Regions from separate parts of the Homo sapiens genome. Here region 1 is linked to region 2. Evidence: chromatin loops called from intact Hi-C (ENCODE). Cell type or tissue: OCI-LY7. All regions are shown on one strand.

Evidence for each region. A loop is a pair of places that touch in the nucleus more often than their neighbours do. Peaks named below come from ENCODE experiments on the same cell type or tissue, not always from the same donor. Only the 100,000 strongest peaks of a DNase experiment are listed, where the experiment ranks them.
Region 1: it touches region 2 in a loop (4-fold over the local background); 1 of 110 quality-filtered maps calls a loop at or near these places.

What each region holds. Positions count from the first base shown.
Region 1 is chr20:50,797,711-50,801,710 of GRCh38, forward strand. All of the region lies in intron 1 of BCAS4 (breast carcinoma amplified sequence 4), which reads left to right. Among named protein-coding and RNA genes, the nearest start is that of BCAS4, 4.6 kb to the left of the region's middle. RefSeq lists enhancers at 1,201-1,280, 1,781-1,890, 1,911-1,970, 2,511-2,620. In OCI-LY7, no CTCF peak of the experiment used is centred here; DNase peaks (open chromatin) are centred at 1,001, 1,375, 2,391 and 2,751; H3K4me3 peaks cover 4,000 bases; H3K27ac peaks cover 4,000 bases.
Region 2 is chr20:51,458,679-51,462,678 of GRCh38, forward strand. The region is part of intron 5 of NFATC2 (nuclear factor of activated T cells 2); the gene reads right to left. Among named protein-coding and RNA genes, the nearest start is that of MIR3194, 7.7 kb to the left of the region's middle. RefSeq lists an enhancer at 3,924-4,000. In OCI-LY7, no CTCF peak of the experiment used is centred here; DNase peaks (open chromatin) are centred at 2,383 and 2,913; H3K4me3 peaks cover 1,772 bases; H3K27ac peaks cover 3,058 bases.

The DNA.
Region 1 (4,000 bases), 660 kb before region 2:
GCTGGAGTGCAATGGTGTGATCTCGGCTCACCGCAACCTCCACCTCCTGGGTTCAAACGATTCTCCTGCCTCAGCCTCCCGAGTAGCTGGGATTACAGGCATGCGCCACCACGCCCAGCGAATTTTGTATTTTTAGTAGAGACAGGGTTCCTCCATGTTGGTCAGGCTGGTCTCGAACTCCTAGCCTCAGGTGATCTGCCCGCCTCGGCCTCCCAAAGTGCTGGGATTACAGGTGTGAGCCACTGTGCGTGGCCACCTACGCAATTTTTAGTGTTCTAGGAGCCACATGAAAAAGAAACAGGTGGCCAGGCACCATGGCTCATACCTGTAATTCCAGCATTTTGGGAGGCCAGGGCAGGCGGATCACTTGAGGCCAGGAGTTTGAGACCAGCCTGGCCAACATGGTGGAACCCTGTCTCTACTAAACATACAAAAATTAGCCAGATGTGGTGGCATGAGCCTGTAATCCCAGCTACTTGGGAGGCTGAGGCATAAGAAACGCTTGAACCTGGGAGGTGGAGGTTGCAGTGAGCCGAGATCATGCCACTGCACTCCAGCCTGGGCAATAGAGTGAGACTCTGTCTCAAAACAAACAAACAAACAAAAAAAACCCAAAAGAATTAAAAAAGAAAAGAAACAGGTGAAATTAATTTCAATATATTTAAAATAACAGTATATCTGGGCCAGGAGCAATGGCTTACGCCTGTGGTCCCAGTACTTTGGGAGGCCAAGACTGGAGGATCACTTGAGCCCAAGGAGTTCAAGACCAGCCTGGGCAACATAGTGAGGCCCCCGTCTCTAGTTAATAAAAAAATAAAAATAAAAAGCATATCCAAAATATTTCAACATATGATCACTAGTACAAAGTTAATGAAATTTTACATTCTGTTCTTTGTCCTGAGTTTTCAAAATCAGGCTTTTGATACTGAACTTTCAGTCCATCTCAGCTTGGACTGGGCACATTTGAAGTGTTCAGTAGTCCCATGAGACGCGTGGCTGCCATGTTGGAGAGCCTAGGTCTCCGTCACCCTCTGCCTTCCTAGTGTCCCATGATGAAATAGTAATTGCTCCCATTCCTGAGCACATACTGTGTGGCACCAGTTTGCTAAACTGTGTTCATGGCTTATGTCATTGTGTCACGGCAGTGACCTGGTGACTGGGATGGTGTTATGTTGATTTTATAGGTCAGCAAACAGAGGCTCTCATGGCATAAATGACTTCATGTGGATGGACCGTAATTTATGAATCATTCATAAATGGTTCAGGGCTGGTGCGTTTTGCCAGGCAGGGTCCTGGGGGAGGCTCCACGCTCCCCAAGCATACTTTGGTCTAGTGTCCCAGGGACTCAGGCACAGACATTTAGGTTGTCTGCGACTTTTCACTGCCTTTAGCATCCTGAGTGCATTTCTTGTTCCTTCTCTCCCTTACTCTCAGCAGCGACATGTCATTGTGCCCAGTGGCTAAGCCCCAGCTTCATTTTGTCTCTATTAGGAATAGTCTTTAAGAGAAACTGCGTGTATTCATTTCATTTTCTCACTCAGGGCTGTCTTTAACTCAGTCACGGGTTTGCTTATGCTCATTTGTAAGGGATTTGTAATAAAGAGCCCCAACTCCCTGTAGCTCCATGCAGCCATAACCCACTGAAAGCACTTGTTGAAGTTTATTTACCAAAAGAAACAGAAACTGCGCCAGAGCAGAGTCACATGCAGCCTCCACTTTTAAAGCTTAATTCATTACCAGATCCCCAAGCTGGAACAGTTTCCAGGTGGGCACATGAGCAGGAAAAGGAAAACCTAGTTTGCGAACAGACCTGGACAGCAGCCTCCTCCCAACCAGCCTGTCTCCCGGGGGCACTTTTGCCGCTTCCATGGAGCAGCAGAAATCTCAGTCCAGCCAACCCCGGCCTTAGGGGGCCTGGGCCTCCCTGTGAAGTGGGGCCTGCTTCATTCAGCACCTTCAGCCTCGGTATGTGCCAAGTCTTTCCTGGAGCTGGGGACGCCACAGGCAGTGAGACACATGAGGCCCTTCCCCTGTGGCACTGCCAGACAATAAACACATAACAAGGCCAGACACAGTGGCTCACGCCTGTAATCCTAGCACTTTGGGAGGCTGAGGTGGGCGGATCCTTTGTACCCAGGAGTTCGAGACCAGCCTGGGCAACATGGCAAAATCCCGTCTCTACAAAAATTAGCTGGGCGTGGTGGTATGTGCCCCTGGTCCCAGCTACTAGAGAGGCCGAGATGGGAAGATCACCTGGGCTCTGGGAGGTGGAGGTTGCAGTGAGCTGAGATCGCATCACTGCACTCCAGCCTGGGCGACAGAGTGAGACCTATCTCAAAAAACAAAACAAAATGAAACCGTAACAAAACCTCTAAACTGTAATGAATGTTACAAAGCACAGACATGGGCGGATGTGAGATAGGGCACCTGTGTGTGCATAGAGACTCAGGAGGGTGAATAGAAGGTTATTGTCTGGGTGCAGTCATGGAGGTCTTCCCTGAGGCAGCATTGTCTTAGGATGAGCCCTGAGCCTGAGTAGGAGTTGGCTGGCTGAGGAGAAAAATATCCCAGGCAGAGAGAACAGTTCTTGCAAAAGCCCTGGGATGGGATGAAGCAGGGGGTTTTTGGGGGATGGAGAGAAGAGCAGCTGGTGGGAGGGGGAGCAGCAGGAGATGGGGCAAGTGAAGGGGCACAAGCTCTGCCTGGACTTCACACTGCTTTCCCCAGATGGAGGAGCTGCTGAGGGGCGGTGCCTTGAGCTGGGTTGGCAGGTGAGTTACTGTTTCCAGGGCCTCGGGTTTTCTGTTCAACTAGTTCCCTGCCACCCCTCTTTCTGGTTTGAACATCCCTTTTTTTTTTTTTTTTTTTTTGAGACAGCCTTGTTCTTGTCACCCAGGCTGGAGTGCAGTGGCGCAAACTCAGCTCACTGCAACCTCCGCCTCCTGGGTTCAAGCGATTCTCCTGCCTCAGCCTCCCAAGTAGCTAGGATTACAGGTATGCACTACCACGCCCGGCTAATTTTTGTAGTTTTAGTAGAGACAGAGTTTCGCCATGTTGGCCAGGCTGCTCTCGAACCTGTGACCTCAGGTGATCCACCTGCCTCGGCCTCCCAAAGTGTTAGGATTATAGGCATGAGCCACCGCGCCTGGCGAACTTTTGATTTTTCTATAGTCAGGATGAGAGAAAAGAGAAATATTTCTCCAAACTCTGTACCTGGACAAAAGTAGAAAAATGTAAATTAGCCAAAGATGGCCTTGAGTTTCAAGAAAAATGTGGGAGAGGAGTTTTCTTTGCAGAAGCTAAGAATGTTACATCCAACTTGCAAACACGGCACACCTGTGGGAAACTTCCTAACATGTCGCATCCTTTTGTGACCTGCTGGTCCCCTTTGGGCATTCAAGTTTGGGATGCTGGATTAGAAGTCTGTGATGGGGGGCCGGGCGCCATGGCTCATGCCTGTAATTCTAGCACTTTGGGAGGCCGAGGCGGGTGGATCATTTGAGGGCAGGAGTTCGAGACCAGGATGGCCAACATGGTGAAACCCTGTCTCTACTAAAAATACAAAATTAGTTGTGCGTAGTGGCAGGTGCCTGTAATCCCAGGTAGTTGTGTGGCTGAGGCAGGAGAATTGCTTGAACCCGGGAGGTGGAAGTTGCAGTGAGGCCGAGATTGTGCCACTGCACTCCAGCCTGGGTGACAAGAGTGAGACTCTGTCTCAAAAACAAAAAACAAAAAAGTCTCTTAGGGGGACTCCAGGGTATGGTCTACTGTCTCAAAGATGTAGTTCCAATATTTATTCCTTAAATTTTGTTTTGAGATGGGGTCTTGCTATGTTGCCCAGGCTGGTCTCGAATTCCTGGGCTCAAGCAATCTGCCCACCTCAGCCTCCCAAAGTGTTGGAATTACAGGCATGAGCCACCGCACCTGGCCTCTTCCTTAAATTGTATGGCAAACCTGCATTGTGCCATTCTGCTGTAGGCACTGGGCGAGACCAGCAAGA
Region 2 (4,000 bases):
TGGCATGTGTCTGTAGTCCCAGCTACTCGGGAGGCTGAGGCAGGAGAATTGCTTGAACCGGGGAGGCGGAGGTTACAGTGAGCAGAGATCACGCCCCTGCACTCCAGCCTGGCGACAGAGCGAGACTCCTCTCAAAAACAAAAAAAAATCTTCAAATGATTACAAGAGGCCACAGCCAGGTTTTATCTGTGGTACCATCACTGCAGGGTAATACAGGGCCCTGGGAGCTGCAAGAGAATACATCATTAACTGCTGCTTGGGCTCCGGGGTCAGAAAGCCATGGTTTTGAGTCCTGCATCTGCCATCCCTGCTCTGTGACCCTGGGCAAGTCACTTCACCTAAGTCACAGATGCCTCCTCTGTAAGGTCACAACAGTACCTGCCCTCACGGGTCTGCTTCAAGCAGTACAAGACCCTGCATATGACTATATGGACGCAGTCAGTACATAGATGGTAAAATATCAAATATCAACCCAAATGGTCATGCATGGATACACAGATAAACAAAGCGTGGTCTATCCATGCAGAATATTACTCAGTCATGAAAAGGAATGAAGTGCTGGTTCCATGCCATGACATGGGTGGACCTTGAAACCATTAAGTGAAGTGAAAGGAGCCAGACACAAAAGGACAAATGGCATAGGATCCCATTTATATCAATCGGCCAGAACAGGCAAACGCAGAGAGACGGAGAGCAGATCGGGGCTCACTGGGGGGTGGAAATTGGGCAGTGCCTGCTAATACGTGAGGCGTTTCTTTTTCTGGTGATAAAAAAAAGTTCTGCAGGCCAGATGGGGTTTTCTCAGCCTGATGTCACTCTGTCCGGGTCCAAGTTCTGTCTTCATAGTTTACTAGCTGTGTGGCCTTCGAGTGGCAGCTCTCTGTGCCTCAGTTTCCTCAGCAAAAATGATAAAGTTTGGCTGGGCGCAGTGGCTCAGGCCTGTAATCCCAGCACTTTGGGAGGCCGAGGCAGGTGGATCACCTGAGGTCAGAAGTTCGAGACCAGCCTGACCAATATGGTGAAACCCCATCTCTACTAAAAACTACAAAAATTGGCCGGGCCTGGTAGCATGTACCTGTAATCCCGGCTACTTGGGTGGCTGAGGTGGGAGAATCGCTTGAACCCAGGAGGCGGATGTTGCAGTGAGCCGAGATCACGCTACTACACTCCAGGCTGGGCAATAAAGCAAGACTTCATCTCAAAAAAACAAACAAAGAAACAAAACAAAACAAAAAAAAGTTCTGCAACTACAGAGTAGTGGTAGTTGCACAATATTGTGAATGTACTTCATGTACTGAATTGCATACTTGAAAATAGCTAAAATGGTAAATTTTATGTGTATTTTACCACAATAGGAGAAAATATCCTATATAAGACAAAACAGCCCATGCTTAGCACACAGTAACAACTCAAGACATGATGGTCTTTGCTATCGTTGACTTTCAAAAATGCCCCTCTTTTTCTTGCTAAGTTATTTTCACAACACTTTATTTGTTTAAACCCTTAAATCATAGCCCTACAGCAAGGAAGACACTATCACTCCCATCTAGAGAGGAGAGGACAGATGCTCAGAGCTCAGCTTCAGTGAAGGGCAGCACGTGCTCTTGGTTAAGGCTATAGTGTTGGACACCCCCCTGGTTGATCCTTGTAGGGGTTTTCACAGCTCTGAGCCTCAGTCTCCCCATCTGTAAAATGGGGCTGTTAACAGTCCCACTTCACAGGTCATTACGAGGATTAAACAAGTTCATCAAAAGCGTGTCTGGCTTAATAAACATGGGTCAGCAAGGTTAGCAACACTAAAAGCTGTAGCTTCTGAGAGGCTGTATGTGCCAGCCATAGACATTGTTGTCTTATATATTTTAGCATATATGTACCAAACATATGCATGTGTGTACACAGGTCACCTCTGTGGTCACTGCTGTTCTCGGTGAATCCTGAGCCATAACCCAGGTTTCTTCTTCTTTTTTTTTTTTTAATAGAGACTGGATGTTGCCATGTTGCCTAGGCTGATCTCAAACACCTGAGCTCAGGCGATCCGCACGCCTCGCCCTCCCAAAGTGCTGGGATCATAGGCATGAGCCACTACGCCTGGCCCAGGTTTCTTGACCCCAGTTGCCAGTGTTTCTCAAAGTGTGGCTCTCAGGTCACCTGTAGCAGAATCTTCCCCCAGCAACGCAGGGTCAGAAGGTGCTAGATAAAAATGCAGATACCCAGGCCACATCCCTCACCCTCTGTGCCCCAATCTCTCGGGCAGAGGCCAGACATTTGCATTTTAACAATCTTTCCGGGTGACTTGTCACGCACGTTTGCTTAAGAGCCAAGTTCCACACTTAAGAGGCCACCTGAGGACGGGGAACTCCTCCAGGGCAGGCCCCAGTCCTCAGAGAACCCAGAGGCAAAGCAATTAGCTTTTGAAAGAGGAACTGAAGCCAGCGCACAGCAGCCCAAATTACCCTCCTGAGCTCTACTTCTCTATTGCTCTCTGATGCAACCTCCATCACCTATGGCTGCTAATTGGGGTGACAGGTCCAGGGTGGGTGGGAGGCTCTAAGGAAGCCCAGTGGGCCTCCCAGGCTTGCACCCACCCTCCTCATCAGCCCCCCTTTCTCCCATTCATTTCTGAGACTGCAGACAATCCAAACCGCACAGCCTGCAGTTTTCCAACCAAACCAGGCACCTTGCTTTTAAAGTCATCTTTGAGGGCCTGGCTCAGGCCTGCGGGTGAAGTCTTGACCTCTGCTCCAGCTTAAGCTTCAAGGTGGCCCCTGCAAAGTGACTTCCCCAGGCTTCCCTCCTGCCCCTGGATTCTGGCACGTCATAAAGTGGCTTGGGGGGGCTCTTGTATTTTATGAGCTCTGAATCAACAGGACGCTGTTGGTTTAACCAGTTTGGGTGTTGACTTTGTCTTGCAACTGTGCCCACCTGCAGCACAGCAGCAGCCACCGCAAAGGTTCAGCGAAGAAAACTGACACCGGCACAGGGTTCCCCCACATCGCCCAAGTAGGCCTGGAAATGGGAAGTTATTGCCTGACTATCTGAAATTCGCCGTCAAGCCGGGTGGCCAAGAATTACGATCTATCCAAGAACCTCAGGAGAGACTGGTTAGAGAAATTCGCTCCTACAGAGAGGGCAGTTTCTGTTAATAACAGCGGACAGGCTGGGTGTGGTGGCTCACCCCTGTAATCCCAGCACTTTGGGAGGCCAAGGTGGGCAGATCACTTGAGGTCAGAACTTCGAGACCAGCCTGGCCAAGGTGGTGAAACCCCATCTCCACTAAAACTACAAAAAAAGTTAGCTGGGCGTGGTGGTACGTGCCTGGAATCCCAGCTACTTGGGAGGCTGAGGCAAGAGAATTGCTTGACCTGGGAGGTGGCGGTTGCAGTGAGTTGAGATTGCACCACTGCCCTCAAGCCTGGGTGACACAGCAAGACTCTGTTTCAACAATAAAAATAAATTTAAATTTAAGAAATAACAGGCCGGGCAGGGTGACTTATGCCTGTAATCCCAGCACTTTGGGAGGCTGAGGCTGGCAGATCACCTGAGGTCAGGAGTTTGAGACCAGCCTGGCCAACATGATGAAACCCCATCTCTGCTAATAATACAAAAAAAAAAAAAAAAATAGCTGGGCATGATGGCACGCACCTGTAATCCCAGCTACTTGGGAGGCTGAGGCAGGAGAACTGCTTGAACCCGGTAGGCAGAAGTTGCAGTGAGTCGAGATCGCGCCACTGCACTCCAGCCTGGATGACAGAGCGAGACTCTGTCTCAAAAAACTAAAAATAAATAGCAGACAATTACAAATGCTATAAAGACTACAGATTGCAGGCACAACATATACACATTTTTAAAAATATTATAAAACGCCCACACCAAGAAGCAATTTAGGGTTCACACGTAAAAGTAACATTCTAATTTTGGGACTTTGAGCAAGACACTTAATTTCTTTGCCTCTGTTTTTCATCTATAAAATGGGAATATCACAGCACTAACCTCACTGGGC